Regions from separate parts of the Homo sapiens genome. Here region 1 is linked to region 2. A link is a loop called in an ENCODE intact Hi-C map of the cell type or tissue named here. Cell type or tissue: PC-9. All regions are shown on one strand. Each heading gives the region's core, and the rest is flanking DNA. Links, peaks and the distances in the headings are about the cores only. Region 1 overlaps JARID2 (jumonji and AT-rich interaction domain containing 2). Region 2 has its middle 180 kb from the start of JARID2-DT.

Region 1 (16,466 bases), core at 5,298-13,297, 390 kb before region 2:
CCATCACCCATCCACCAGGGGGAGCACTCATGAACAACTGGCATCTCCCCTAGAAGGAACAGACCTCCAGAATTTGGTCGGGCACCCTCATACCTGTCCATCTCATCAACGTCATAGACAAACAGAAGTAGGTACAAAAGAATAAAGCCAACAGAGTCTAACGCTGCACATGCCATTGCTCTGTCACCACGTGGTTGCTGTAAATCCCTCTAAGAATTCTGCTGGAATGTCCACTTGTAAAATCACAGAGGGGTCAAACTGGCATTCCAGACCCAGAGAAGCCACAGAATTGGTAAAAATGAAGCCAAAGTAGGTTCTTTTTTTCTCCTCGAGACAAATGCAGTAAGATCATCTCTTATTTCATGCCAAAGTAAAAATGGTCACAGCGATAGAAAAGGACTAATATCTAGAAAATAGCTAAATAACAACCTCAAATGCATAAGACACAAAGCATCTAAGAAACTAAAATTAATTAAGACATTTATATAAAGAGCATTTATTTCCTCTTTACCTACATACCAGCTTGATTATCTCATTTAGAAATAAATGCAGAGGAGGAAGAATCTGCTCAATACAAACAGGATGAAAGAAAGGATATTTCAAACCCCTCAAGTCAGATAGCAGCCCAGGGTGTTTATCACTGGAGAAAACTATTGCATATTTCTCAGTATGAAATGGGTGAATGGATGCATTACGTAATTATATTGTGCTGAGTCGGTAGAAACTTCGTATCTAGCAGACGTATTTGAAAACAGAACAGGCTGGGCAGGGTGGCTCACACCTGTAATCCCAGCACTTTGGGAGGTCAAGGCAGAAGGATCACCTGAGGTCAGGAGTTCGAGACTAGCCAGGCCCACGTGGCGAAACTCCATCTCTACTAAAAAATATAAAAATTAGCTGGGCATGGTGACAGATGCCTGTAATCCCAGCTACTAGGGAGGCTGAAGCAGGAGAATCACTTGAACCCAGCAGGCAGAGGTTGCAATGAGCTGAAACTGTGCCATTGCCCTCCAGCTTGGGCAACAAGAGGGCAACTCCACCTCGGAAAAAAAAAAAAAAAAAAAAGGAAAGGGCTCCACAACCCCACATGACCTTGCGTTCTCAGGGGTGGACTCTGCATGGCAAAAACACAAGCTCTGTTCACATTATTTAGCAAGTGAGAGAGGCTGACTCCTCACATGGAACACCACATCATATCACTCCTTTACAAACTCTCATTTTAGAAAAGTAACCAACAAAAGCTGTATGTTTTAGAGGTTTGGGAATTGTGTGGGATTTTTTTCAGGGGGAGCAGGGGAAGACTTTATGGGTGGTCATTATAAAAGTATAGTCAATATAGACAGTTTCCTATTAAAATTACAGGCAGATTTTCTCTCCCGATTATTCAAGTGCATTAGCAAATGTAAAAAAAATCTGAACTTGGATCAGATAAGAGCAATCAGAGTACGGAATGCATCTGCTCTTTGCCAAAGCCGTATTTCATTACTTTTCAGAATTAGCTGGCAATGTCTCCACAATATTTACTGAAGTGCAAACCAAATGTTTTCATCTGGACAAAAATCAAACTGTGGTATGTTACAACAACAACAGAGATCATTTTAATCCAAAAGCTTGCTTTCTCTAATTTAGGCTGTGGTTTCTATAAAATTGGATTCTTCTCTATGAATCATGTACACAGACAAGCCCTCCTGCCCATTATCTTCCCTCCCTCGATCAGTTCTTGATCTTAAGCAGCGAAACATCGCTTGGCTGTATTTTGGAAAGACCCTAGAGGGATTCCCTGTGCACTGTCATTTAGCTGCAGAGTCAAATTCTATTGCTTGACCCAATTACCATGGGGCTGGCCCACTGAGTTTGTGTTTCATCTTCGGGATACATAAACAGAATGAAAAGTAATCAACCCCGACTATCAAATTAAGAAACAAAACTTCAAAGTGAGCTGGCAGGGACTTGGGCAACGGATAGAAGATGAAAGAAGTCACAGAAGAAAGCAGTTGCACCCAAATACCCTAGTGCATCAATCTACGTATGTATGTATCAGCACTGTTCAAAGCACCAGAGACTCAAACAGGGCAGCTGTCTACATTCATCTCACATGTTCATGCATGCACAACATGTAAACACAAACTTCCCTAAAAGACTTTGGGACAAATATAACATGTCCAGTGCCAATCTCTGCCCATTCCTGGTCTGACTTTACAACTTATTAGGGAAGAAATTAAAACAGAATTTCCCAATTCGCATTCATTTGCCTACCATCCTAAAAGTATTTGCCAGATCCAGATGCTCCATGTGCTATTATTATCTGTAAGGTGACTTGCATTCATGTCTTAAATAATTTATCTCCATTGTATCAAGACAAAATTACTATCAATTGCCCTAAAGGAAAGGTAATGGTTAAAATTAAAATGAATGTAAAACGTTCACTTAATGTCCTTTCTGGTATGAAGAGGGATTTGTGTAGCAGAGATAGGGAAGCAGCCCTCAATAGCATGAGCAAAACACAAAGGGAATCCCTATTCCTTACTGAATACGGAGGTGCCTATCCAATCATGCTCATCTTGGGAATGTACTTCTTTTTAAATAGGTATTTCCAAAAAAAAAAAAAGATACCATCACTGAAGGGACTCTACATGGGATCCAAGACTCCAGGATGAGGCCATGGCTCTGGGAGATGCTTACTTGCCATGAGACTCGAGGTTACTCAACTGTATACAGAGCATAATGTCTTCAGTCGAAACATTTTTATGGCTCCAAACATAGGCAAAAGCAAGCTGAGTGACTCACAGTAAGGTGATATTATTATGCTCATAGGTATAAAATCATACTGTCATTCTTTCCATAGGTGACAGCATATCTTCTTTCCCAAATAGGAAAGTAACTAGATTGGTTGGTGACCAGAATCTGGGAGACAGGGGATGAAAATGCAAAATGAACTCAATGGTTAGAATAAGCTGAACCTTTGGTCTTTGTTAAGGAACAAGGAGGGATGACGCAATGACCTCCTAGATGCATGGCCAGTCTTTCCTTCAGCAACCCTCCCTCCTCCTCCTGGATTACAGCTCTCAAGAACTAGTGCAAACAAGCACCCAGGTGTGCCTATCTAATCCCACAAATAGGAAATTCCCGACATTAGGGTAGTATTCTATCTGCAAGTGCAATTAACATGTGGGACTTCACAAGGAGAATACAATGGTTATCATACCACCTTCCCTCCCAATCTCCTATTCCCACGCTAATCTAGCATCTTTGTCATTGAAAACTGTAACGTTCCCCTTACAACCCTTCCTATATTGTTGTCTGCACTGGCAATTTAAAACACATTCAAATACACACCCAGTCAAATGCCACAAGGTCTATCTATGGTTCGCTTCATCTCACTGAATATAGAAATCATACCACATAGCAGCAGCCATGATGGTGCTCAAGCCATCACGGTATTATCTCAAGTGGAGAAGAAGAAACCAGTAAGAAAGTGAACATTCTGGCTGGGTGCAGTGGCTCACGCCTGTAATCCCAGCACTTTGGGAGGCCAAGGTGGGCAGATACCCTGAGGTCAGGAGTTCAAGACCAGTCTGGTCAACATGGTGAAACCCCGTCTCTACTAAAAATACAAAAATTAGCTGGGTGTGGTGGGGCACGTCTGTATTCCCAACTACTCAGGATGCTGAGACAGGAGAATACCTTGAACATGGGAGGCGGAGGTTGCAGTGAGCCGAGATCACGCCACTGCACTCCAGCCTGGGTGACACAGGGTGGGAGACTTCGTCTCAAAAAACAAAACAACAACAACAACAACAACAACAACAAAATGAGCATTCTAACAGCCACTACAGACAACAGTCTTTGTGCGAATCATGTGAGGCCTTCCTCAGTTCCCAATGGAGAAGCTGAATACTCAACTTCCCTGCGGGACACAGACACCAGGGACTTTAGTGCTATAAATGAAACCCCTTCAGTCAGCAAGGTGCTTGGCCAACAAAACAGCACTGCCATACTTAAAGTCTTATTTCCATGTTCTCTAAGTGGATTTCAGAAAGACTCAAGGACTCTCTAGAAAGTAAGGAGAAGGCCAGAGATGACTCTGAGAAGTACTACTGAATCTGTGCCAGTACTCACTGGCAGCAAAAAGGAAGCCTGCCTTATCTTCAGGGAGGGCACAACATGGTCAGAGGCCAGCTGGCCTGTAGCAGGGAGAATCCTCACAGCAAAATGACCTACAGTCTTATTAATAACATCTGATCAACGTCACAGGGCCAATAAAAGTGATCCATCCTTCCCCTCCTCAGACCTCAAAAATTTCAGGGTTTCAGATTTCTTCATTATTAACTGATAAACTATCCCAACAAATGAAACAGGTAACTGACTCTAGGAGAAAACCAAGCATATGCAGAACGTTAAGGCCACTGAAAGCCCCTAGGCAGTGATGACACCGTTCTCAAACATACACTTTCACTACTGCTGCTCTCAAAAACTAAGATGCAACAACTCCCAGAGACCCTCAAAAAAAGTTGTGTACCACTGGAGACAGTGTGATTTCCTCCCCAAAGAGTTTACATAATGTAAAGTATTCCCATTTTGCTCAAGGAAGCTCATTATTAGCACCATAGTGTTCCTTGCAATTGGGGGATTACTTAATTGCTTTCTGGCAGGTTAATCCCCTTTCATTCTGTGACCTCTAAATCACCCCAGGCTTTTGCATTTGCCCTACTTAGAAATCCTAGTCCTCAATACTCAAGGCTAGGACCACATCAAAATATGTGTTCCTTGCCAATGAGGCCAGCAACGCTCTTTAGAAAAAACACCACAGGTTGGCTGTCTCTTCTATTACCTGTGGCCGATTCAGCTGGTCTTTTAGACAGTTCCACCTAAATCCAAAATCTAATAATCTTCCTCTCCACTACCTCTGCCTCAATTCACTGGAAAAAATGGTAAATAAATGTACAGTTGGACCTCTGTATCAGACACTTCTGCACCCATGGAATCAACCAACTGTCGATCAAAAACATTCAGGTAAAAAAAGGGACGGTTGCATCTCTACTGAACACATACAGACTCTTTTTTTCCTTGTAATTATTCTCTAAACAATATTATCTAACAAATTTACACAGCATTTACATTGTATTAGGTATTATAAGTAATCAAGAGATGATTTAAAGTATACAGGAGGATGTGCATACATGCAAATACCATGTGCCATGTTACATAATGGACTTGAGTATCCATGAATTTTGGTATCAAAAGGAGGTCCATAAATCAGTCCTCTGAGTTATCAAAGGATGCCTATATGTGGATGATCGCCTCAGGTATCAATTCTGGGCTATTTCATACCCATTAGCTCTGCAACAACTATGTGCTATAGACTCTAGAATATCCATTTCGCAGATGAGGAAGCTCAGGCTGAGAAATATTTAAATCATCTGCCCAAGACATGCCAGCCTTCTGCCAATGCCCCTAGAAAGAACTCCCTGCAGCCTCAATCGATTTTCTGCAGAGCTGCCAGTAACATCTTCCTAACCTCATAGGTGTATTATGATGTCACCCCTGACTTGAAGAACGCCAAGGGATACTCCAGTAACTAGCCCAGGGCATGCAGAATCTGAGGCTTATCCTAACTTTCTTGCTTTAACTCCAGGACCTCCAACATCAATCCATGCCTTGGCAGTTGCTTCTGCAGAACCCCTTCCCAGCACTATCCTCTTTCTGCAAAGATTCCTAATGCACTGTAACGCGGAGACCCGCAGCAAATGTCAGCATTCCTTTGCAGCCATCCCAGGGCCTCTCCCTTCCTGCTTTAATGGGTACACACTTCTATCCCAGCATTTTCACGCATTTATTGTTATATCCTCAATTTCACCCACCACCAATACTGCTTTCCTGTGTCTAATCTGTTTTCTAGGTGTCTAGCATACAAAAAGAGTTTAATAAAGGTTTGCTGAATTAATTAGCAACTGAATGACAGCTGATCACTAAAGATTCTGTAAGACAGAAGAAACAAAAGGCAGGCAGTTCCAAAACAAGACAGCATTGCTTCACAACGGCTGACAGTAAGGATATTTACGAGGAACTCCCCATAATAACACTCTCTTCACTGTGCCGAGCCGTGACGCTGAACTGTGATGCCCACGGTCATAGGAATGAACTGTGTATGTAGGTTTGCATGCTTCAGGAGTCCCCTTTGGGAATCCCCTTGTTTGCAGTGCCCCGTAAAGAGGAAAATGTAAATAAGAGAATCATTTAACCTGCCAGTGCTCTGCTACATTAAGCTCTTTTTAATCTGTTAATAATCATAGTCAGAACAAAGAGGAGACGACAGAACTCATTAAGAATAACCAGAGTGGTGACAGGGAATACGGCGATGGTACGAATCACTGCATGCAGCAAGCGCAAAACCCTCTTCCCCGCGTGTGCCAGTGAAAGATACTAATTATGCCTCTGGCAAGAGACATGTGGACCCCTTCAAAGCAGCTATTTAAAGATAAATACACTGCGGGCAAATACCTCGGGCCGGCTGCACTATTCATCCCATCCTCCTTTCCTGTAGAAATTTTAGGTCACAATATTAAATAGGAAATGAAAGAGCCTTGCAGACTTAGCTGGTAGTGTCTTAAAACAAATTTGTTTTAGATTTCTAAAGCTTTTAACCTCAGAATGACTAGCTGGGTGTTTACATATCTATACTAATCCCAGTATTAATAGTATAGGGTTTTTCCTCCCCATCTCAAAGATTTCTCACTGTCATTAACAGATAACAAACAAGGTTTAAAGAACTCCACTCGCTGTCTTTCCCTTGGCCTCACGATTTATTCTCTTCCAAATCCCAAAGAAGTGCCGAGAATATTAAAGGTAATAATTGAGGACTGGAGAAGGGAAAAAAAAAAAAAAAAAAGACCTGGATCCTTAGCAACAAACATCACTTCCAGGTGTTTGATTTGCTTCCTTCATTATTTCTGCAGCCAGACTTTCTTCCCTATAAATAATGAGCATATTAAAGACTGCCTTCTTTACCCCTCACAGTGCTCGCTGTCACCCAAGGGTGATGGGCTGACTGAGCTCTTTATGGTGAACACTAGAGGCTTGGGGATGTGACAAGCTATGTTTGCTTTGGAATCAGCACGAAAAAAGAACAGAATTAGGATGCAGGTGTAAGAAGGTTAATCGCATTCCCAACTGTCAACTTTGCCTGAAAGGGCTTCAACAAGGTGAAGATTTAACTAAGGATATGCGTCATTAGCAGTGGATATCAAAAAGGTGGAAATCTCTCTAAATGTGCATCAGGAATTAGATAAATTATGAGACATTCACCAAATGGAACATAAGCTATTAAAATGAAATGACAGGCATTTTTGTGACAGTGTTAAGTAGGAAAATCAGACTGCAAAAACGAAAGTATAATGCAATATCATTTCAGGAAAAATATGTATTATACATGCACACAGAATGCTCAGTAAAATAGTCACAAACAAGGTAATTAACAGCGGTCGTCTCTGGGAGATGGTGGAGATGCTATTTTGAATGCATTCTTTTGCCTACTTCTTTACCTTTCTTCTGCCAATATTCCCAAGATGAACAGGAACTACTTTTATGATTGTAAAAAAAAAAAAAAAAAAAAGCTTAACATCCTGTTTTTCTTAAATTAAAATGGAAATAAAATTATTAAAGTACCACAACAACAGGGATCACTATGTAACCTTTGTACACACTGAAATACAGGTTTTAATTAGCTCAAGAAACTACCTATCTTGATGCTATCTAGATATCCTAGATAGAAAAGATGCTATCTAAGGCCACCAAATCCATCAGATTTTCAGGGTCATGAAGCTATAATAAGCATCATCTGTCATTTGGGGTTTGTAGAGTCAGATCAGGTAAACACACTTATCCTCCCGGGAAAAAAAAATGGTATTTTAAAGCTAGGATGACTCATTTTTAATACCTCAGATCTAAAAAAAGTATAAAAGAAATAGCAAAACAGTACAATATTGTATACGAACAGAAAAACAAATAACAAAGCCTATTTTTATTGCCTAGCTCATATATGAAATTCATTTCCAAAGGTTCAGAGCATTTTTTTAAATTTGTTTTAAACATCTCCTAGGCTTTAATTATTTAAGCCTTTTTTGTATTTGACATCTAAAAGAAGTAAATTTTATCTATGAAAAGATGATTCTCTTCTGTCTGGAATCCTGAAACTTCAAAGCCAGGTACTTACTTGGTAATGTTTTCTCTAGATGGCATTTATTTGAACAATAAATAAGCATGCCTCCGCAACTAAAAGACTCTCCAGGTTTCCCAGAACCTCAGAAAATATAATGTTATAAGATAGTGCACGCACAAGTACATGTAGCACAAACACACATATTCCTCTCTACACAGAATCACTGAGACATTCCCTGATGGGTTTCTCTCCTTCTCTACCTTTGAGAACTAAACACAACAGTCACAATTGCGCCATAGTAAAGACCTGCATAACTAAATTCCATAATCAACAGAGCAATCTTCAGACATCCTAATGAAACGGGATTGGTGGACTGGTGGAGGCAGAAACTATTATTTCATTATTTACTAAGCAAAATGCCGACAGCAATTTTAGACATCAAAATTCCTTTCCCAAAAGTAGCCAAACTAGTTAAGTCATAGTTACTCTTTAAAGAACCTGGCTTCGCCGGGCATGGTGACTCATGCCTGTAATCCCAGCACTTTGGGAGGCCGAGGCAGGCAGATCACCTGAGGTCAGGAGTTCGAGATCAGCCTAACATGGTGAAACCCCGTCTCTACTAAAAATACAAAAATTAGCCAGGCGTAGTGGTGGGCGCCTGTAATCCCAGCTACTCGGGAGGCTGAGGCAGGAGAATCACTTGAACTCAGGATGCAGAGGTTGCAGTGAGCCAAGATCGCGCTGTTGCACTCCAGCCTGGGCGACAGAGTGAGACTCTGTCTCAAAAAACACACCTGGCTCCAATTACGTTTAAAAGCCATGCATATTTAGAAAAGGATACCAAATTATGGTTAGATAGGAGGAATAAGTTCTAGTGTTATATCCCACTGTAGGATGCCTACAGTTAGCAACACCCAGAAGGAGGATGTTGAATGTTCCCAACACTAAGAAATTATAAATGTTTGAGATGAGATATGCTGATTACCCTCATCTGATCACTTACATGTATCACAAAATCATCATGTGACCCATAAATATGTACAATTATTATTTGTCATTTAAAAAAAAAAATTTTAAGCCACGCAAGACCAAAGTCACAAATTAAGAGTCCCATATCACCATTGTTTTTTTTTTTTTTTTGAGACAAAGTGCCACTTAATTGCCAAGGCAGCAGTGCTGAGGCACAATCATGTCTCACTGCAGCCTCAAACTCCAGGTGTCAAGGATTCCACCGTGTCAGCCTCCACAGAGATGGACTATAGACGGCACAACCAAGCGCGGCTAGATATACCTGAATCACATTGCTGCTGATCCTTCAAAGATTCCTTTAGGGCAAATACATCCTTCTGAGTACACATCCCACTCGTTCTCCATTCCTGATCATCACACCACACTCTACCAGCCTCACAGTCTAGTGGCCATGTTCTTCTCTCTATATACAGCCAATCCAGCACAAGATTCTGTCATATTTAGTTCTCACAGCTTCCTTTCCATCTTCATACTCAACATGCAAGATCAGGAGAATCTTTCAGCCAAAATCTATGTAAAAACTAAGGCATGTTGGCTCATGCCTGTCATCCCAGCACTTTGGGAGGCCAAGATGGCATGAGAATTGCATGAGCCCAGGACTTCAAGACCAGCCTGGGGAACACAGCAAGACTCCTTCTCTACCAAAAAAAAAAAAAAAAATTGCTGGGTGTGGTTGCCTGCGCCTGTAGGTCTAGCTATTGGAGAGGTTGAGGCAGAAGGATGGCTTGAGCCCAGGAGGTCGAGGCTGCTTAGAGCCATGACTGTGCCACTGCACTCCAGAAGTGGACAACTTCTTATTTTGATATGAGACAAGACCCTGTCTCCAAAAACAAACAAAAAAGCTAATGGAGATAAACTGGTGGGAACCCCACCTACCTCGTATCTCCCTGTTTTCAAGGCTCAACAACCGACAAGGGCTACAAAATTTCTAACAAATACATTAATAACTCTCCTTTCTTATGTGTTAAGAATCACCAAGAACTATCCTATAATGTCAAAATTTCCCCCCCAACAATTCAGTCCCAAAGCCAATTAGTAAGGCAGGGCAATTGGGCAAGGAGAGGGGGTGAGGAGCAACCATATGGGGTGTCAGGGCTGAGTTTCCCATCGTGGGGGCAGCAGAGAAGCAGAGATGGGAGGTGGATTACACTGAAAAGACAGAGCAAGTAAGTATATTAAGGATTACAGGAGCCAAGTTCCTCAGGGATGAATGCACATGAACCTCCCTTAGTGTTAAATTGAAATTGGAGGTATGGCTGCTAACTCACGGATTTTAATATACACAGAACTTCGGATAGACCCTTATAAACATGCAACCTCAGTCTACTAAGAGCACCTGGGAGAAATGACATTCCCATAGTTCCCAGCATCCCTAGTGCCCAGATCTTGGCTCCTCAACAGCACTTATCCCTATAAGAAAGCAGTGCTCCTTGAAGACATGGCCAATTCCAGGACTGAGGGCGGGAAAGTACACCATGAGCCTGGAACATTTTGTTGTGCCAGAAGCAAGGCTGGAAGGATGACAGGGACATGTCAAATGGAATAAAAAGCCAGCCTGATGAGGATCCACGGATGAGGCGGTGATCTGGGACAATCTGAACATCAGAATACATAATAGGAGTAACAGATTATAACCCTTTGAATAAAATAGGAAGCCCATACGCATACAATTATGATAAAGATGATGAGAAGTATGTACTAGTTTCAAAGAATATCCTCTCTTAACACTTATACACTGCAAAGGCTGAGACGGGCAACTTTACTCCTAACAGGCCCACCACAGTCGAATGATCAGCATGAACACGAGTGTGGAAAGGGAAGGACTGAACTGTGTATCCCCACAGAGGACCCAACAACAAGGAGGAGGAATCACTTCCCTTGTGGCATTCCTGCCAAGAACACAAACCAGAATGTAATCATGAGGAAACACCAGGCACCCAAATTAAGGGACATTCTAAAAAATAATTGACCTGTAATTTTCAAGTGTTGAGGTCAAAGACAAACAATGAGGAACTCTTCCAGATTAAGCAGACTACAGACAATTAATGGCATCGCCTAATTCTGAACTGGGTCCTTTTGCTCTAAACTTGGACATTACAAAGCACCTTCAGAACAAATGTGAAACAGAGGTTTGAGGACTGCATGGGGGCCACGTATCACTGTGAACTTCTTAACTTTGACAGTTATAGGAAAATGTACTTATTTGAAGGAAAGACACACTAATGTATTGAGTGAGGGATGATGGGTGGAAACTTTTTAAGGTTAACTTAAAATCTGTCTGTAATAATAAATTATCAAAATATTTATCAAATAAAAGTGACTATGAACCTCAAGGTTTTCCCACAGATGTCCAATAGCAAAGGCCCTCTCCTTCTGCTCATTTTCTCTCAAATAACCTCACCCAAGGAACTCTCTGCATTCAGGACTTCCTAAATTTTCTATCATTCCTCCAGAAATGACTCCTTATTCTCTCAATCTTCTGTGTTCTTTCCTCACAGCTATTAGAAAACTTAGTAATAAGGAAACTGCAACAAACACTTTCACAAATAACTCTATTCAGCAGATCCCAAATCCACCTGGCCTCCGTTAACTGGTCCGAGTTGAAACATGGACCAGTATTTGCACTGTCAATTAGACTCTGAAAGTACCAGTACTGTTTTCCTTAACGTAATATAGGGCTGAGAGAACCGTAAGTCCCTCATCACCATGGCTTATTGACAGGCCTTAGGAAGCACAAAGAAAGGGGCCTTCACAGCCCCAAAGTCCTGCATCAAAAAAAAACTGCCTTACAAAACAAGTCAGCAATGTGTGTGTGTCAAGGTGGTGGTATGGTGCAGAGAAATCAAATTAGAAGTCAAAGTTAGAAACTGCATAATTGTGCATTGAGAAGCCAGGAAGTAGGGTGTTAAGAGTCATATTAAAAAGGAAATAAAACTTAACTGATGGTTCAAAAGCCACACCCAGCACACACTCTCTCGGTGGGATTTCTCACTTTCAATTCCCCCTCAACCCAGGTTGGGGACAGAAAAATGAACATGGCAGAGAGTAAAGCTAAGGTTACTCCACGTAGACCTCAGGCTTACATGTAGATTCCACGTAGACCTCCGCCGATGGTTGCAAAGTCTTACCTCGAAGGCAGAGAAAGGTAAGAAAATCTTCTGTCTTAGGCTTCCTTTTAGAGAGGTCTGATATCTGAGTAGCTGGAGGGGGTAGCAATGGCTCCACTATCTTTACTGGAGTTGTGCTGGGACTATTCGGCTGAGACTGAGCAAACTTCCTTTGTGCTTGCAGCCTGGGCCTGCAAAAGCAAAAGAAAATTAAAAATAAATTAAGCAGAGACTGGAGGATATAGGCCTACGTGCGGCAATAAAATCATGACACATAAGGGGAAAAAAGATCCTATTTCAAGCAAACTCTTCCTAATTAAGGTTCTATATCTCTCACACTCTCATAAACCACAGGCCTACTTTCAAGCGCAATAAATTTGGTTAAAGGACTATGTTTTGTACATGGATATAAAATGTGTGTCATGGACATGTGTATACATGTGTGTAGAAATACATGCCTATGTACACACTATGTTTGCCTGAGTATTTAAAAACTACACACGGTATCTGACATCATCAGCTTAATGGTGTTCATTTATTTCCACTGACAGTAAAGAAGAAAACACTACATTATCCTGCTGTATTTATATACATCCTATACGTCCATCTAACGGGGTCACAAATCCATACCCACATCTCTTCTGTGTCATTACATCCAGGTCACCTTTGCCTATTTAGCCATCAGTGTCCCTGTCGCCACTTCTAAATTCGGCCACGAAAAGTTCACTACAACAATTCAAGTTTGTACTACAGAAAAAAAGGTATGTCTCTAGTCTATCTACGCCCCCTCCAATCCCAAATTCTGGGTTACCCTCTGCCAACAAGGTCAAATTGCAACTATTTGGTAGACATTAAAACAGAAAATAGCCCTAATCTACTCTTCAGGCTTCTTTCCCATTACAATCCTATGCTAACTCCCTAACTTACCATTTGTTAACTACAGAGTACATTTCAATTCCTTTCACCTGAATATCTTACGTAGAAATTCCTTTCTATCAAAACAAATCCTAATAGATCTTGGAACAGTGTTTTGTTTGTTTCTTTGTTTGTTTGTTTGAGATGGAGTCTTGCTGTGTTGCCACCTCAGCTCACTGCAACCTCCACCTCCCAGGTTCAAGCGATTCTCCTACCTCAGCCTCCTGAGTAGCTGGGATTACAGGCGTGCACCACCACGCCCAGCTAATTTTGGTATTTTTTGTAGAGGTGAGGTTTCACTATGTTGGCCAGGCTAGTCTTGAACTCCTGACCTCAGGTGATCCACCCGCCTTAGCCTCCCCAGTCTTGACCTTCCAAAGTGTTGGGATTACAGGCGTGAGCCACCACACCCAGCCCAGTTTGTTCTTTTTTAACACAGTAGCCAATAAGAAATTTCCCTTTCTCTCCACCAATAAATACACGAACATATTTTTGCTTTACATACAATCAACTTGATATGTATCGTCAATTGCCTAATAGTCCCTCCTCCTCTAATCGTAAAGGTCTCCACTCACGCAATAGTGAGCACTTGCAAGGATGAGAAACTGGGCCCTACTTTAAACTGTTCACCTAGACCTGCTCAGAGAGGTATTTGAAAAACATTCTTTGAGGGCAGGAAAACAACAACAAAAAGAACCAAGAAACAGCCACACAGTACAGGGATTGAAATAGACCTCATCAGAATCCCAAACACTACGTAGGATGGATAATGCAATGCCACTCAAGACAATTAACTAATAAAACTAAATAAGTGCCGGGCGCAGTGGTTCATCCCTGTAATCCTAGCACTTTGGGAGGCCGATGTGGGTGGATCATCTGAGGTCAGGAGTTCCAGACCAGCCTGGCCAAGGTGGTGAAACCCCGTCTCTACTAAAAATACAAAAATTAGCCTGGTGTGGTGACACGTGCCTGTAATCCCAGCTACTCAGGAGGCTGAGGCAGGAGAATCGCTGGAACCCGGGAGGTGAAGATTGCAGTGAGCCAAGATCACGCCACTGCACTCCAGCCTGGGCAACAAGAGCGAAACTCCGTCTCAAAAATAATAACGAATAAAAAAAACTAAGTAAGTAAAAGAGAGCAGATGTATTCCCTTAAAGACATGGTTGGGAGTGGATTATATAAAATAGTAAGCATTTATCTTAAACTGTTGATGCTCAAAATGCTGTAACATTTAAAAAAAAATTATACTATTTAACAAATTCCTACAAGAAAATACACAATGATTGCCTACTTCATCAAAACTAATACCTTTAAATTTAACCTCATAAATCCTCCACACTCCCGAAATATAAAGTACTACAATGTTATGAGGAATTTCCAATCTCATTTTAACCTTAAATTCCCTTGTATGTCCTAAGCAGTGTCTACTCTTGTCTCCCCTATGACCATCGAAAACACCACCGTCTAATAATATTCCTGATACAAACTGACAATCCACCAAAACGGACAAAGTGTGACTCCAACTACTTAGTGGGTAATCTATAGTCCTTAAAAAAAATCTACAAACAATGTAGGTCATTCAGAGCACTTTTTTTTTTTATTTTTAACCTTTTTACTGAAACTGGGTCTCACTGCACCCAGGCTGGAGTGCAGTGACGCTATCATAGCTCACTACAGCCTCAAATTCCTGGGCTCAGGAGATCTTCCCACCTCAGCCTTGCTAAATGCTGGGACTACTGGTATGTGCCACCACACCCAGCTGTTTTTGGCTTGTTGCTGTTGCTGGGTTTTTTTTTTTGATAAAGACAGGGTCTCCCCATGTTGCCCAGGCTGGTCTTGAACTCCTGGCCTCAAGCCTATCTCCTGCCTTGGCCTCCCAAAGTGTTGGGATTACATGCATGAGCCATGATGCCTGTCCCAAAAAGCACTTTAGAACCCAGGAATAACTGATATGAAACAGTCACATTAACAAGGCAACAGCAGGAAGTGAATCAAGTTTAACAGAAATTCCCTAGTGTTATTTTTTAAAAAATAAGGGGGAGGGTGGGATCAGGCAATGCCACTATCTCTATGTCATGGGGAACAAAGAGAGCTTTTTTGCAACCAACTGCCTGCCTCTATATAAGTCATGACAGACCAGAAGCCCAGAGGCAGGATCTTCACATGGGACAATGAAGTGGGGGGCAGTTAGGGTGACGGGGATATTCCGACAATCACAGAGCTTCATCTATCACAGATGAGGAGCAGTTTTCTGCTTGGTTGTTTTTCCCCTTTTAAATTTTCCATCTGTTACAAATGTCTTTTTTTTTTTAATTACATAAAAAAATAGAACAAGGGGGCAAAAAGCAATTTAAAAAGACAAAACACAAGCCTAATTTATTGGGACTCAACAGACACAAAATCATTCCATCAAACTGCAGAGGTTTCTCAAGGCTGGCTCTCAATTTCTGTATCAATTCACAGGCACCTGGTGATGGCCAGGTCTCGAGCACACAGTGTCAGAGGAGGGAAGGCTACAGAACCCTTGGTCCACATTCCAACCAGCTGCCAGGTAGACTGACCCAACACAACTGCCCTGCTTTTCCCATGAGGCTTTCCTTCCCACCAACCTCCCAGACTGTTTTAAAACAAAGGAAATGTTGTGCCATATTTAGAAAAATTGCTGGTTTTTAATTCTACTGAAAAGTATTTTTAATTGGCAATTACATAATATATACATCTTCATTTGAATGGACGCAAATCGCACTCTGAGTATTGCAGGAATTTTATAGAAATATTGCCTGCATGTTAACAGGATGTTAAGGGTTTACAGCTTTTTTAGAAGTCAGGGAAAACAAACCCTATACACGATGAGAAGATTGTGCAGCGACAATGAGAAACAAACAAGTAAACACAGACGAAGCACAGACAACGGAGCGAGACACTGTGAGATATTTTACAATTTCAGGACCTCAAAGATAAACTGCTCCTACCAATGCTCAAATAAAAGGTGCTTGGTGCCTAATGACTTTCCCAGTGAGGCTATGAAAAATAAGGCAATAACACATTAAAAAGTGGCAGTAAAATAAATTACCCCTTAGAGGAAGAAGCCAAGCTCCCAAGTGATTAAACATTTGTGAGACCCAGATGAAACCAGGAACTAAAGAACAAGACAAACCAATATCTTTTATAAAGAGGCCAGAAGAACCTGTATTGTCTAAAAAGGGTAGGTCTGCAGTGTGGCTTTTCAACCTGCAGAGTCCCGTGGGGATTAAGAG
Region 2 (16,466 bases), core at 3,093-11,092:
AGAAAGCACCTTCATAAGAATTAAAAATCAGGCATCCTCTCCACCCCACAGCCACTACCGCTGTGGCATGGTCAAAACCAAAACCAAAGCCAAGGCCGGGTGTGGTGGGCCACACCTGTAATCCCAGCACTCTTTGAGAGACCAAGGTGGGCAGATTGCTTGAGGCCAAGAGTTCAAGACCAGCCTGGCCAACATGGTAAAACCTCATCTCTTCTAAAACTACAAAAATTAGTTGGGCATGATGGTGCACGCCTGCAATCCCAGCTACTTGGGAAGCCAAAGCAGGAGAATCGCTTGAACCCAGGAGGCAGAAGTTGCAGGTTGCAGTGAGCTGAGATCGTGCTACTGCACTCCAGCCTGGGCGACAGAGTGAGACTATCTCAAAAAAAAAAAAAAAGAAAAAAGAAAAAAGAAAAAACAAACAAACAAACAAACAAACAAAACCAAAAAAAAAAAACCAAGTGTCATTTTATGAGACAGATCTCAATAATGGAACTTACAGCTCATCAGGGTAGGGACACAACTCGGCACAGTAAAAATGAACCCCAGGCACCGTCTCCAGCATTTCCTGAGGTTTTCAGGAGTGAGACCAACCCTAAGTAAATTCTGACTGTCTCCAATGCTCCAGGAATCTAACTGAGCCCATAACCTTTTTTTGGTAGTGTTACGGTGAATTTTATTTTCACTATGCAATTTTTGTTATATTCTGGTGATTGCTAGAATTATGTATTCACTGTTATATCATAATAAGACTCTTTATGCATGTATGATTTTTCACAAATACCTTTTATTAATAAAATTTCCTAATTTTACATGGTTAAAAGTGAAAGTGGCAGATCTGTAGTCTCATGATCCTCTGCTATGATTTATTGGTGAATTGCAAAAGTTAATGTAATTTAAAGTTGGCTCAACAAGGGGGTATTGTACTATTAGAGTCCATATTTCCAATGTGGCCTCAAATATATATAGTGACATTTGAAATGAAATATATTAAACTTAACAAAAAAGAGACAAACTCCTTTAATTCACCTTAAGTTGGGAAAAAGAATCAGAACCAGTGTATCAGTTAGGCAGCTTTCAGTTTTAACAACAGCTCAAATTGATTTACACAATAAATGGAACATAAACAGGCACGGTGGCTCAAGCCTGTAATTCCAACACTTTGGGAGGCCAAAGCAGGCGCATCACCTGAGGCCAGGAGTTCAAGACCAACCTGGCCAACATGGTGAAACCCCATCTCTACTAAAAATACAAAAATTAGCCAGGCGTGGTGGTGTATGCCTGTAGTCCCAGCTACTGGGGCAGCTGAGGTGGGAGAACTGCTTGAACCCAGGAGGTGGAGGCTGCAGTGAGCCGACATCGCTGCATTCCAGCCTGGGCGACTGAGCAAGAATCTGTTGCTAAATAAAGAAATGAATGAGCTGGGCGCAGTGGCTCATGCCTATAATCCCAGCACTTTGGGAGGCCAAGGCTGGTGGATCATGAGGTCAGGAGATCGAGACCATCCTGGCTAACACAGTGAATCCCCATCTCTATTAAAAATACAGAAAAATGGGGCCGGGCACGGTGGCTCATGCCTGTAATCCCAGCACTTTGGGGGGCCGAGACGGGCGGATCACGAGGTCAGGAGATCAAGACCATCCTGGCTAACACGGTGAAACCCCGTCTCTACTAAAAATACAAAAAAATTATCTGGGCACGGTGTCGGGCACCTATAGTCCCAGCTACTCGGGAGGCTGAGGCAGGAGAATGGTGTGAACCCGGGAGGTGGAGCTTGCAGTGAGCCGAGATCGCTCCACTGCACTCCAGCCTGGGCGACAGAGCGAGACTCTGTCTCAAAAAAAAAAAAAATACAAAAAAATACAAAAAAATTAGCTGGGCATGGTGGCGGGAGCCTGTAATCCCAGCTACTCAGGAGGCTGAGGCAGGAGAATCGCTTGAACCGAGGAGAAGAACTTGCAGTGAGCCGAGATCGCGCCACTGCACTCCAGCCTGGGCAGGAGAGTGAGACTCCCTCTCTAAAGAAAGAAATGAATGAATGAATGAATGAATGGATGGGTGGAATATATTGGCTTGCATCTACTGGAAAACCCAGAGCTAGGGCAGGCTTCTTGTAGCTCAGGGATGTCTCCGAAGATCCTGTTTCTCTCATTCTCTCCTCTCTGCCTTTGGTGGCTCTGCTCCATCCCCGCTCATCTCAGGGTCACAAGATGGCTGCCGGTAACTCCTGGACTACATGCTCCCTGTTGATATGTGTTGACAAAGGAGTCACTCAAAGACTAGGAAACTTCCTTCCTGAAGTCCCCAGCAATGTCTGCTTGTTGACCTAATCCAGTCTCTGGCTAGGGGAAAGGAATAGGCTGATCGGCTTCCTCTGTATCATATACCTCAGTCCTGGCGTTGACCCTCAATGACCAACAGAGACCAGGGCCTGCAGGAAAGGGAAGGGGAAATGACGCTGGGAACGGACCGCATTCAAAGTTTAACTGCAGCAGCTTACAGGTTCTTGATGGCGGATTCCTCACAGACTTCCCAGAAACATTGCGCATGGCGGTTGAGAGAAAAGGGTCAGTGAGAGGGGAACGGAGAGAAAGAGAACAGAAATCACACTGTAGGCACACGTTGTCAGGATTTAGCAATAATTCTCTAACCAACCCAAAGTGTCCGTGGGTGGAAAGTTGAAAATCATGTCCTGACAAAGCTGGCTGAGTCATCCCTACCCTCCAAGGCCTTCTTCCTCCTCCCTATTTATAGGACACTCTTCCAAGCCGCTGAGAGCTTCACCCTCTATTTAATTTTTCTTATGTTTATCTGACACTCTAGCCGTGGGCTAGTACCTCCCCACACAATGAGGGGTGGATCCTCCCAGAAGAACCTCCTTTAGGAGACCACCATTGCACTTAGTTCTCAACAGTGAGGGGATTGGCCTGGGATGATCTTTAAGCAGTCTCAGCCTCATTTATTCGACTTCATTCATTCGTTCGTTCATTCACTCACTCATTTTGCAAGTATTTATTGAGTGCCTATCACGTGCCAAGCATTATTCTATGCACTGGGTTGACAGAATTAAATAAAACTCTCAAAGTCTCCATCAACGGGAGCTTTCATAATAGAGGAGAAGATAGGAATCAAAAAAATATATTTACACTATAAAGTTAGGAAATGATAAATGCTATGAAGAAAAATAAAACAGGATTAGGAGCAGAGAATGTGGGCGAGGGGTTATTGACTGTGTTAAGGTGGTAAGGGAGGTCCTTCCTGAGGAAGAACCAACACACACAACCTCACAGTGACAGAGAAGAATCCCTGAATAATTAATTCATTAACTGATTGAATAGACCCAGAGCTGGGGACTCCCTCAGCCCTTTTCCCAGAAGAAGGCCTGTTTAGTTCAGTCCAGATTAAGTATAAACTCTTTGGTCTCCAAAAGAGGGATGAAACAAGCCATTCTACCTTAAAATTGAAAGGGCAAAAATGCAGAGGAGTAAGTATATAAATACTAGCTTGCCTTTAAATTCTTTGCACATTTGCAGAGAGCTTTATGAGTGGAGGGGTGGTCCTTAGAGTAAATCTGCCTTTTGGCAAATGAGCATTTTCTCCAAATGGGCCCAGATGGACTATCTTCCCCTCACTCGAGGGCTGGTTGGTGACGCCCATGTGGATGCAGGGGATGAAAGCACCAATTTGACCCAGGCATTCTTTGACCTACATGTTTATGTGGGGATTAGGAGTAGAATGAGTTGTCACTGAAAATATGTGCTTTGTGTATTTAGAAGATAAGTATTTTTTTTTATTGCTAATTAGTGTTGGGCTCACACACATTTGTCATGTTGCTATGTCAGATTCATTTGTCCTTTCAAACCCAACTGCCTTAATTAATCTTTCTCCATCCACTCTCTGTTACAGTCCGGCTATAACTCAGACTGCTGGGCTCTACCCTAATGGGATTTCTACTCAGGAAACCTTGAATTTTAAAGCTAAATCTGGTGTTCAAGAACATCTCATTGGGTCCATCCAAGCCCTAGCGTCACCCTGCCATAGTGAACTCCTGAAATGGGGAAATAGGTGAATTGTCTTGCTCACATTTTCTAAGACTTGGCCTTGGTGTCATTTTTTTTCCATGAAGCATTTCCTAAATCCACCCAAGAATTGCAGAACCCTACTTTCTTGGCACTCACAGAAGAAAGACCTTTACCTGTAGATTTCAGTGTCTCTGTTTTAGTTGGAATTTTATTGCAAATGCTTGTGATATGGTTTGGCTTTGTGTCCTCACCCAAATCTCATCTTGAATTGTAAAACCCACGTGTCGAGGAAGGGACCTGGTGGGAGGTGATTGGATCATGGGGGAGGTCACCCTCATGCTGTTCTCGTGACAGTTGATAGTGAATGGGCTCACACCTGGCCAAGTACTTAATAATTTTATCAAATCTCATCCGACTTATATGTTTCTTAAAAGACAAGTGGAATCCAACCCCAATAGAAAAACCTAACTGACGGTAAATCTAGAAAATTCTGGTAAATCTGGTAAATGCTGGTAAATCTTAGAAAATTCTTTTTTTTTTTTTTTTGAGGCGGAGTCTCACTCTTTTGCCCAGGCTGGAGTGCAGTGGCGCAATCTTGGCTCACTGCAAGCAAGCTCCGCCTCCGGGGTTCACGCCATTCTCCTGCCTCAGCCTCCCAAGTAGCTGGGACAACAGGCGCCCACCACCACACCCGGCTAATTTTTTGTATTTTTAGTAGAGACGGGGTTTCACTGTGTTAGCCTGGATGGTCTCGATCTCCTGACCTCGTGATCCGCCTGCCTCGGCCTCCCAAAGTGCTGGGATTACAGGCGTGAGCCACCGCGCCCAGCCAAATCTTAGAAAATTCTGTCATTGATTTTATTTTTTCCTGAAAAGTGAAAAAAGACTCTGACTGCTCAATTTTAATAGCGGAGTATCTTTTGAAACAATAACGTGATAATAAATTTGCAGCTGCGTGTGGTGGCTCATGCCTGGAATCCAAGCAATTTGGGAGGCTGAGGTGGGAGGATTGCTTGAGCCCAGGAGTTTGAGACCAGCCTGGGCAACATAGGGAGACCCTGTCTCTATATTGAAAAAATTTTTATTTTAAATATAAAAAAAATAAGTAAGGGCTGGACTCAGTGGCTCATGCCTGTAATCCCAGGACTTTGGGAGGCAGAGGTGGGTGGGTTGCTTGAGTGCAGGAGTTCAAGACCAGCCTGGGCAACATGGTGAGACTCTGTCTCCACTAAAAATACAAAATAATTAGCCTGGTGTGGTAGCGCTTGCCTGTAATCCCAGCTACTCAGGAGGCTGAAGCAGGAGAATCACTTGAACCCAGGAGCTGAAGGTTGCAGTGAGCCTGGATTGCGCCACTGCATTCCAGCCTGGGTGGGTGACTCTGACTCTTTCTCCAAAAAAAGAAAGAAAAAAAGAAAGTATATTTGAGAAGTATTATCCTAACAAATAAGTATTCCAGTATAAGTGATATTCTGACCTTAAAAAATAATATCTCTTCTCTATATGGGCTCATAAAAAATAATAAAAATACTATGACATTTGTATATCATCTTACTACTTACATGGAACTACCATATTGATTCTATTATTTGACCCTGAAAAGTAATGTCAGAAGCAATTATTATAATTATAACCATTTAAATGATGAGGCAAGTGAGAATGAGTTAGATTGTTCCCAGGCGTGCATCTTATTGGTAGAAGAGTTGGTGGACAGGCCCAGATCTGCCTTCCAAAACCCCACATGTAGGCTGGGTGGGGTGGCTTATGCCTGTAATCCCAGCACTTTGGGAAGCTGAGGTCACTTGAGCCCAGGAGTTCAAGGCTGCAGTGAGCTATTATTGCAGCACTGCATTCCAGTCTGGGTGACTGAGTGAATGAGATCCTGTCTCTAAAAAAGGGAAGTGCGTGCATGCGCGTGTGTGTGTGTGTTGAGACAGGGTTTCACTCATGCCACCCAGGCTGGAGTGCAATGGCACCATCTCGACTCACTGCAACCTCTGCCTCTGAGGCTCAATGGATCCTCCAACCTCAGCCTTCCAAGTAGCTGGGACTACAGGCTCATGCCACTGTACCTAGCTAATTTTTGTATTTTTCATGGTGATGGAGTTTCGCCATGTTGTCCAGGCTGGTCTCAAACTCCTAAGCTCAAATGATTGGCCCACCTCTGCCTTCCAAAGTGCTGGGATTACAAGCATGAGCCACCACACCCGGCAAGCTTCAATTGTGCTTCCAGGGCTCTTAAAGTATCTGTAGACCCAAGATGTCTGGGGGTGGAGGTGTGTGAGGCAGGGCCAGGAGGTAGCACCTCTGATGGGCCATGGTGATAAGATTGAGACCAGGGGAGGAATTAGGCCACATGCTAGCCTCTGGTCTCTGGTTGACTTTTCTTGTTTCATTTGCCCACGGCTGGTTATCCCAACTGCCTCTGACAAAGATTTTTCAGCGACCATAATCAGGCTGATCCCACAAATAAGCTCAAGCTAAGAATAAATGCAGCGCTGGGGAACATGAACATGAACATGAGCATTAAAACCAGGATCATAGTCACCACAGGCCCATAGTTCCATATCTGAAATCCTTGGAGCCACATGGCTTTCAGGACTCAGGGTGTTACCTACCACTGCTGGTGGACTCTCCTGCAGTATTGTGCAATCAAGCATCTTACTATTTCTGAAGCCAAAGGATAGATATGCACATGGAATGAGACAATGTCTATAAATAGGCTCATGTCAGTTCAGGCCAGGTCAGGCCTTGACATGCAATGAGTTATGTAGTAAGTTGTGGTTTGGGGAGCTTCTTGAATTTCAGCATTGTGGATAAGGAATAATAGACCCTTATCCGTGTAATGCCATCGTCACGCCATTTTCTCCTCATTACTCATCTCAAAGACAAAACATCTTCTTGCTGGAGTTCACAATCGCTAGTGTTCGATTCCTTAGAAGGACATGTGATGTCATCATTCTTGGGATGCCTCTTAATATGGGAAGGCCCAGTTTTTGACCCTGAAGAATTACCTTTAGATGTTCAGCTTAGGGAAGTGTGGCAAATGAGCAAGTTCTCAAGAACGGTTGGAATTTTGTAGACTGAGGGGCCTGGGCGGAGTCCCTCCATGTGACAGCTGTGGCAAGAGCAGGTGTTCACTTTCTATAAGGGACGGATCAGGGAGACAGATGGACTGCAGCACAAGCTTTGTGCCGGGAAGTCATGATTTGAGCTGGGTGACAGGCTGCCAGGATTATAAAATGAAGGGTTTGGGTTACATGTCTTAAACAACAAAAAATCACTGAAAGTTTTTGGGCAGAGACTGATGGAATAAAAATGAGTCCTAAGCTGGGCATGGTGGCTCATGTCTGTAATCCCAATAATTTGGAAGGCTGAGGTGGGAGGATCTTGAGTCCAGCAGTTTCAGACCAGACTGGGCAACATAGTGAGACCCCATCTCTACAAAAAATAACAGGACATGATGGTGCATGCCTGTGGTCCCAGCTACTCAGGAGGCCGAGGTGGGAGGATCGCTTGAGCCTGGGAAGTTGAGGCTACAGTGAGCCACTACTTCACTCAGCCTGGGAAACAGAATAACACCCTGTCTCAAAAAAAAAAAAAAAAAAAAAAAGGCAGCCAGGCACAGTGCCTCACACCTGTAATCCCACGAATTTGGAAGGCCGATGTGGGCAGATCACCTAAGGTCAGGAGTTTGAGACCAGCCTGGCCAACATGGCGAAACCCCATCTCTACTAAAAATACAAAAATTAGCCAGGCATGGTGGCACATGCCTGTAATCCCAGCTACTCAGGAGGCTGAGGCACGAGAATTGCTTGAACCGGGATGTGGAGGTTGCAGTGAGCCAAGATTGGCCCACTGCACTCCAGCCTGGGCGACAGAGTGAGACTCTGTCTCAAAAGAAAAAAAAAAAAAAAAAAAAAGGAAACTGCTCACTGTTTGCTGAATTTAGCAACCTGGCCCAGCATTGGAAGCTCTGTTCTGCTTTGTCCTTTGCCTGAAATGCCCTTCCCGGGCTCCCTCCCGGGTGTGCTCCCATTCATCTTTCAGGACTCAGCTCAAATGTCACCTGCTTTGTGGAAGGTCTCCTTGGCCTCCCTGGGGAGCACTCACTGCTCCTTTCTCTATGCCTTTGCAGGCACCTGAGGGCACTTCTCTCATTTCACTGTGACTTCCTCCAGGGCAGGCTCTAAGTCTCTTGTTTTTTGACTGGCATGTGGCACAATTCTTGGCCCCCAAGAGTGCTAAGTAATTGTTAGCTGAATAAATGCCGCTGATATGTCTTCTATCATCTCTTAATATTTTCTCAGTTCCCTATTTTTTGTTTGTGTTTTAAAATGGATCATATCTATGTAATGGGAATGGTAAATCTCATGTGGGTTAAATTTTAGGACATAAGAGTTATCATCAGCTTCCAATAAAGAACCATGGATGGCTGGGTGTGGTGGCTCATGCCTGTAATCCCAGCATTCTGGGAGGCTGAGGTGGGCAGATCTCTTGAGGTCAGGAGTTTGAGACCAGTCTTGCCAACATGGCGAAACCCTGTCTCTACTAAAAATACAAAAGTTAGCTGGGCATGGTGGTGGGCACCTGTAATCCCAGCTACTTGGGAGGCTGAGGCAGGAGAATTGCTTGAACCTGGGAGGCAGAGGTTGCAGTGAGCTGGGATCGTGCCACTGCACTCCTGCCTGGGTGACAGAGTGAGATTCCACCTCAAAAAAAAAAAAAAAAAAAAAAGAAAGAAAGAAAGAAAGAAAAAAAAAAGAGAGAGACAGAAGACAAAAGGACACATAAATAAGAATACAATGTGAACACAAAGGCAGGGATTGGAGTGAGGCAGCTACAAGTCAAAACACTGACTGCCAATACCTACCAGAAGTTAGGAGACAGGCATGGAATGGATTCTCTATCAAAGCCTCCAGAAGGAACCAACCTTCCTGTCACCTTGATTTTGGACTTCCTGGCCTCCTGAACTGTGGGAATAGATTTAAATTCGAGGTAATTTCTGTGATAATCCTAGGAATTTTTTTTTTTTTTGAGACAGAGTTTTTTTGCTCTTGTTGCCCAGGCTGAAGTGCAATGGTGCAGTCTTGGCTCACTGCAACCTCCGCCTCCCGAGTTCAACCGATTTTCCTGCCTCAGCCTCCCGAGTAGCTAGGATTACAGGTGTGTGCCACAACTCCCAGCTAATTTTTTGTATTTGTAGTAGAGACGGGGTTTCATCATGTTGGCCAGGCTGGTCTCGAACTCCTGACCTCAGGTGATCCACCTGCCTCGGCCTCCCAAAGTGCAGGGATTACAGGCGTGAGCCACTGCGCCTGGCTAACTCTAGGAAATTAATACAAATGCCATTGGTCTTATTTTATTTTATTTATTTATTTATTTTTTTGAGACAGAGTATCACTGTGTCACCTAGGCTGGAGTGCAGTGGCATGATCTTGGCTCATTGCAACCTCAGCCTCCCAGGTTCAAGCAATTCTCCCTGCCTCAGCCTCCCAAGTAGCTGAGACTACAGGCGCCCACCATGACACTGGGCTAATTTTTGTATTTTTAGTAGAAACGGGATTTCACCATTTTGGCCAGGCTGGCCTTGAACTCCTGACCTCAGGTGATTCTCCTGCCTTGGCCCCCCAAAGTGCTGGGATTACAGGTGTGAGCCACAGTACTCGGCCATTGCTTTTATTTCAAGCGGTGTCATTTAATGGCCCATGGAGATATCAAGAAGCAGTGTAGCATAAAGGTTAGGGGCTCAGGACGGGAGTCAGACAGTCTGGATGTAGTTTCAGCTCTATTCTCTGAACTTGGATTTTTTCATCTGAAGGATGGGGTGATATAATATTAGTAGCTACCTGCTATAGAATGACTGTTTTTGTCCCCACCAATATTCGTATGTTGAAATCATAACCCCTAATGTAATGATATTAGGAGGTGGAGCTTTGGTAGCTGATTAGGCTGTAAGACAGAGCTCTTATGAGTAAGATTAATACCTGCTATGGTTTGAATATTTGTGGCCCCCCTCACCCAGATTCATAGGTTGAAACCTAATCTCCAATGCAGTAATAAGAGGGATATGACTTGGTCATAAGGGTGGAGCCCTCATGAGTGAGATTAGTGCCCTTATAAAAGAAACCCAAGGGAGCTTCTTCATTCCTTCTGCCATATGAAGACACAGCAGGAGACACAATCTATGAACCTGTAAGAAGGTCCTCGCCAGACATCGAATCTGCTGGTACCTTGATCTTGGACCTCCCAGCCTTCAGAATTGAGAGTAATACATTTCTTTTGTTTCTAAATTACCCAGTCTAAGGTCTTTTGTGATAGCAGCAGAACAGACTAAGACAGTGTCCATATAAAGGAGACCCTCCGTGGGGTGGGGACAAGGATTGAAAAACTACCTAGTGGGTACCATGCTCATTATCTGTGTAATGGGTACTCTAGAAGCTCAGCACCTACCAGAACACATTATTGCAATATACCCATGTAGTAAATGTGCACACGTATCCCCTGAATCTAAATTTTTTTTAAAAAAGGAAAGACCCTGGAGAACCCCTTGCTCCTTCTGACATTTGAGGTTTTAGCAAGAAGATGGTAATCTGTGAACCAAAAACAAGCCCTCACCAGATACTGAATCTAGTGGCACCTTATCTTGTACTTCCAGCCTTCAGAACTGCGAGAGAGAGAGAGAAAAAAAAAAAAGAATGTTATTTGAACCACCCAGTCTATAGTATTTTTGTCATAGCAGCCTGAACAGACTAAGATACCAACATGTAAGACTCTAGCAGGGGCCGGTGGAAATTGAGACAATAGATGAAAAGTATTTATATGCATACAGAAGACACTCGATACATGTTATTAGTCAATTATTAGGTGGAGGCAAGAGTTTACTGGCCTGCAGATGCTATCATCACCACAAGGGCAATATATTTGAAAGCGGTATTTAACCCTTAAGCTGCACCCAACTTAAAGCAGCTATTTTTCTTTTTAACTTCTTTCTATGTGTAAAGCCTATTTCCTTTAGGTCATATATTTGTACTGATTTGCAGGCATCTGTGAAGTTATCAGAATAATTGAATTTTAGAGCTTATCAGTCATCCAGTAGAGTGTTTTCCACCCGGGATACCCAGAGGGCTCAGCCTCCCTGAATATGGTAATAGGAGTCCTCAGGCTTTTTTCAATACGGGCATACTTCCTTTTATTGCGCTTCACCTTAGTGCATTGCTTCTTTGCAGATACCTCTCTCTCTCTCTCTCTCTTTTTTTTTTTTTTAAACAAATTGAAGGTTCCTGGCAACCGTGCTTCAAGCAAGTCTATCTGTGCTGTTTTTCCAACAGCATGTGCTTACTTCCTGTCTCTGTGTCACATTTTGGTAATTCTTGGAATATTTCAAACTGTTTCATTATTATTATGTCTGTTACGATGATCTATGGTTAAGTGATCATCTTTTAGTTTGTTTGCTTGTTTTTTGTTGTTGTTGTTTGTTTGTTTGTTTTGATGGAGTCTCACTCTGCAGCCCAAGCTGGAGTGCAATGGCACGATCTCGGCCCACTGCAACCTCCGCCTCTCCGGTTCAAGCGATTCTCCTGCCTCAGCCTCCTGAGTAGCTGGGATTACAGGCATGCACCATCACGCCTGGCTAATTTTGTATGTTTTTTAGTAGAGATAGGGTCTCATCATGTTGGTCAGGCTGGTCTCAAACTCCTGACCTTAGGTGATCCACCCGCCTCAGCCTCCCAAAGTACTGGGATTACAGGTGTGAGCCCCCGCACCCAGCCTATTTGCTTGTTTTTGAGACTGGGTCTCACTCTGTGCCCAGGCTGGAGGGCAGTGGCATGATCTTGACGCACTGCAGTCTTGACCTCCCAGGTCAAGCAATCCTCCTGCCTCAGCCTCCCATCTGGCTGAGACTACAGGTGTGTGCCACCATGTCCAGCTAATTTTTGTATTTTTTGTAGAGATGGTGGTCTCACCATGTTGCCCAGGTTGGTCTCAAATTTCTGAGCTCAAGCAATCCTCCCACCTTGGCCTCCCAAAATGCTGGGATAACAGGTATGAACCACTGTGCCAAGCCTATTTGTTTGGTTTACTTCTCTTACTATCATTCCCAAATTGGTGATCTTTGATGTCACTCTTGTAGTTGTTTTGGGACACCATGAACTACGCCCATATAAGATAGCAGACTTAATTGATAAATATGTGTGTGCTGACTGCTTCACCAACTGGCTATTCTCCCATCTCTCTCCCTCTCTTTGGGCCTTCCTGTTCTCTGAGATGCAATCATTTGAAATTAGGCCAATTAATAACCCTACAATGGCCTTAAATGTTCAAGTAAAAGGAAGAGTCATATGTCTCACTTTAATCAAAAGCTAGAAATGATTAAGCTTAGTGAGAAAGCCATGTCAAAAGCTGAGGTAGGCCCAAAGCTAGGCCTCTTGTGCCAAATAGTTAGCAAACTTGTGAATATGAAGGAAAAGTTCTTGAAATAAATTAAAAGTGCGACTCCAGTAAACACACAAGTAATGGGAAAGTGAAGCAGCCTTATTGCTGATACGGAGAAGGTTTTAGTGATCTAGGCAGAAGATCAACGTAGCCACAATACTCCCTAGATTCAAAGCCTAATCCAATGAAATGTTTTAACTCTTTTCAATTTTATAAAGACTGAGAGAGGTGAGGAAGCTGCAGAAGCAAAGTTTGAAATTAGCAGAATTTGGTTCACAAAATTTAAAGAAGCTGTCTCCATAACAGAAAAGTGCAAAGTGAAATTTAATAGCAAGTGCCGATGGGGAAGCTGCAGCAAGTTATCCAGAAAATCTAAGATAACTGATGAAGGTGGCTACACTAAACAGCAGGGGTTTTTTTTATCTTTTTTTTTTTATTTGAGACAGAGTTTCGTTCTTGTTGCCCAGGCTGGCGTGCAATAGTGCAGTCTTGGGTCACTGCAACCTCCGCCTGCTGGGTTCAAGCAACTCTCCTGTCTTAGCCTCCTGAGTAGCTGGGATTACAGGCATGTGCCACCATGCCCGGATAATTTTGTGTTTTTAGTAGAGACAGGGTTTCATCATGTTGGTCAGGCTGGTCTTTTTTTTTTTTTTTTTCTCATCATTGTTGCCCAGGCCGGAATGCAATGGCATGGTCTCGGTTCACCACAACCTCTGCCTCCGGGGTTCAAGTGATTCTCCTGCCTCAGCCTCCCGAGTAGCTGGGATTATAGGCGTGCACAAGCACGCCCGGCTAATTTTGTATTTTTAGTAGAGACGGGGTTTCTCCATGTTGGTCAGGCTGGTCTCGAACTCCGGACCTCAGGTGATCTGCCCGCCTCTGCCTCCCAAAGTGCTGGGATTACAGGCATGAGCCACCTCGCCCGGCCTGGTCAGGCTGGTCTTGAACTCTTGACCTCAGGTGATCTGCCTGCCTCGGCCTCCCAGAGTGCTGGGATTACAGGCGTGAGCCACCTCGCCCAGCCAACAGCAAGTTTTCAATGTAGGCACAATAGCCTTATATTAGATGAAGATAAAAAAAGAAAAAAAAAAAAAAGAAAATCTTGGCTATCACTAAAAATAAATAAATAAATAAATAAATAAATAAATAAATAAATAGGCCAGGGGCGGTGACCCACGCCTGTAATCCCAGCACTTTGGGAGGCCGAGGCGGGTGGATCATGAGGTCAGGAGTTCGAGACCAGCCTGGCCAAGATGGTGAAACCCCCGTCTCTACTAAAAATAAAAAAAAAAAAAATTAGCTGGGTGTGGTGGCGGGCACCTATAATCCTAGCTACTCGGGAGGCTGAGGCAGGAGAATTGCTTGAACCCGGGAGGTAGAGGTTGTAGTGAGCCGAGATCGTGCCACTGCACTCCAGCCTGGGTGACAGAATGGGACTCCATCTCAAAAAAATAAATAAGTAAAATACAAATAAATAAATAAAGTAAAATAAAGGGCCAGGCATGGTGGATCATACCTGTAATCCCAGAACTTTGGTAGGCTGAGGTGAGCAGATCACTTGAGGTCAGGAGTTCAAGACCAGCCTGGCCAACGTGGTGAAACCCAGTCTCTACTAAAAGTACAAAAATTTGCCAAGAGTGGCGGTGGGTGCCTGTAATCTCAACTACTCAAGAGGCTGAGGCAGGAGAATCACTTGAATCTGGGAGGCAGAGGTTGCAGTGAGCCGAGATCACGCCATTGCACTCCAGCCTGGGTAATAGAGCAAGACTCCGTCTCAAAAAAAAAAAAAAAAAAAAAAAAAGAAAAAAAAAGAAAAGAAAAAAGGAAAAAAGAAAGAGGAAAATCCCATTTTTTTCTCATGCTTAAAAATCAACTCCTCAGTCTCAAAAATAAATAAATAAATAAAAGGAAGAGAATGCCATCTAAGACTTTCTTAGCTAGAGAGCAGTGCCTGGCTTCAAAGCTTCAAAGGACGGGCTGACTCTCTCGTTAGAGGCTGATGCAGCTGGTGACTTTACGTTTAAAGCTGCTACTCATTTACCATTCCAAAAATCCTAGGGTCCTTAAGAATTATGCTGAAGCTACTCTGCCTGTGCTGTATAAATGAAACAACAAAGCCTGGATGACAGTACATCTGTTTATGGCATGGTTTACTGAACATTTTAAGCCCACTGTTGAGAAGTACTGCTCAGAAAAAAAATAAATAAATAAATTTTCAAAATATTACTGTTTATTGATGATGCACCTGGTCATCCAAGAGGTCTGAGGTCTGAGGGAGATGTATAAGGAGATTCATGTCGTTTTTGTGCCCCTAATACGGCATCCATTCTGCTGCCCGTGGATCAAGGAGTAATTTCAACTTTCAAGTCTTATGATTTAAAAAGATACATTTTGTAAGGCTATGGCTATAAAATCATAGATAATGATTCCTCTCAGGAAAGGATTCACCATTCTAGATGCCAATTAAGAACAATTCATGATTCATGGGAGAAGGTCAAAATATTAACATTAATAGGAGTTTGAAAGAGGTTGATTTCCAACCCTCGTGGATGACTTTGAAAGGTTCAAGATTTTAGTGGAGGAAGGAACTGCAGATGTGGTAGAAACAGCATGAGAAGGCCAGGCATGGTGGCTCACACCTGTAATCCCAGCACATTGGGAGGCTGAGGTAGGCAGATCACCTGAGGTCGGGGGTTTGAGACCAGCCTGGCCAACATGGTGAGACCACTGTCTTTACTAAAAAAAAACAAAAAATTAGCCAGGCATCGTGGTGCATGCCTTGGGAAGCTGAGGCAGGAGAATGGCTTGAACCTGGGAGGAGGAGGTTGCAGTGAGCCAAGATTGCGCCGTTGCACTCCAGCCTGGGCAACAAGAGTAAAACTCTGTCTCAAAGAAAAGAAAAGGAAAGAAACAGCAAGAGAAATAGAAGTGGAGCCTGAAGATGTGACTGAATTGCTGCCATCTCATCAAACTTGAATGGATGAGGAGTTGATTTTTAAGGATGAGAAAAGATTGGGATTTTCCTCTTTTTTTTTTTTTTTTTTTTTTTGAGACTGAGTCTCACTCTGTCACACATGCTGGAGTGCAATGGCATGATCTCGGCTCACTGCAACCTCCACCTCCCAGGTTCAAGCAATTCTCCCACCCCAGCTTCCTGAATAGCTGGGATTACAGGCACCCACCATTATACCCAGCTAATTTTTGTATTTTTGTAGAGACGGGGTTTCACCATGTTGGCCAGGCTGATCTTGAACACGTGACCTCAGGTGACCTGCCTGCCTCGGCCTCCCAAAGTGCTGGGATTACAGGCGTGAGCCGCCGTGCCTGGCCAAGAATGGGATTTTTTTTTTTTTTTAGACGGAGTCTTGCTCTTGTCGCCCAGGCTGGAGTGCAATGGTACAATCTCGCTCACTGCAACCTCTGCCTCCTGGGTTCAAGCGATTCTCTTGCCTCAGCCTCCCGAGTAGCTGGGATTACAGGCGTCCACTACCATGCCCGGCTAATTTTTGTATTTTTAGTAGAGACAGGGTTGTGCCATGTTGGCCAGGCTGGTCTCAAACTCCTAGCCTCGTGATCCACCCGCCTCAGCCTCCCAAAGTGTTGGGATTACAGGCGTGAGCCACCACGTCTGGCTAAGAATGGAATTTTCTTGAGGTGAAATCTTCTCCTGGTGAAGATGCTGTGAACATTGTTGGAATAACAACAAACATCTTACAGTACTACATAAACTTAATCGATAAAGCAGCAGCAGAATTTGAGAAGATTCACTCCAATTTTGAAAGAAGTTCTGTGGGTAAAATGCTATCAAACAGCATCTCATGGTACAGAGAAATCTTTTGTAAAATGAAGAGTAAATTGATGCTGCGAACTTCACTGATGTCTTCTTTTTAGAAATTGCCACAGCCTCCGTAACCTTCAGCAGCCACCATCCTGATCAGTTAGCAGCCATCATCAAGACAAGACCCTTCCCCAGCATAAACATTACGGCTTGCTGAAGACTTAGATCAT

The links. Hi-C counts contacts between places; a loop is a spot of excess contacts. Peaks named below come from ENCODE experiments on the same cell type or tissue, not always from the same donor. Only the 100,000 strongest peaks of a DNase experiment are listed, where the experiment ranks them.
Region 1: a loop joins it to region 2, with 6 times the contacts of the local background. A loop is called at or near these places in 4 of 110 quality-filtered maps.

The regions. Positions count from the first base shown.
Region 1 is chr6:15,448,025-15,464,490 of GRCh38, reverse strand. JARID2 (jumonji and AT-rich interaction domain containing 2) reads right to left here. Exons shown (of 18, transcript NM_004973.4): 4 at 12,316-12,485. Among named protein-coding and RNA genes, the nearest start is that of DTNBP1-AS1, 90 kb to the left of the region's middle. RefSeq lists enhancers at 2,861-3,518, 16,223-16,466. In PC-9, for the core only: no CTCF peak of the experiment used is centred there; DNase peaks (open chromatin) are centred at 7,790 and 8,480; H3K4me3 peaks cover 753 bases; H3K27ac peaks cover 1,827 bases.
Region 2 is chr6:15,053,070-15,069,535 of GRCh38, reverse strand. No RefSeq gene overlaps it. Among named protein-coding and RNA genes, the nearest start is that of JARID2-DT, 180 kb to the left of the region's middle. RefSeq lists an enhancer at 2,089-3,288. In PC-9, for the core only: no CTCF peak of the experiment used is centred there; a DNase peak (open chromatin) is centred at 6,925.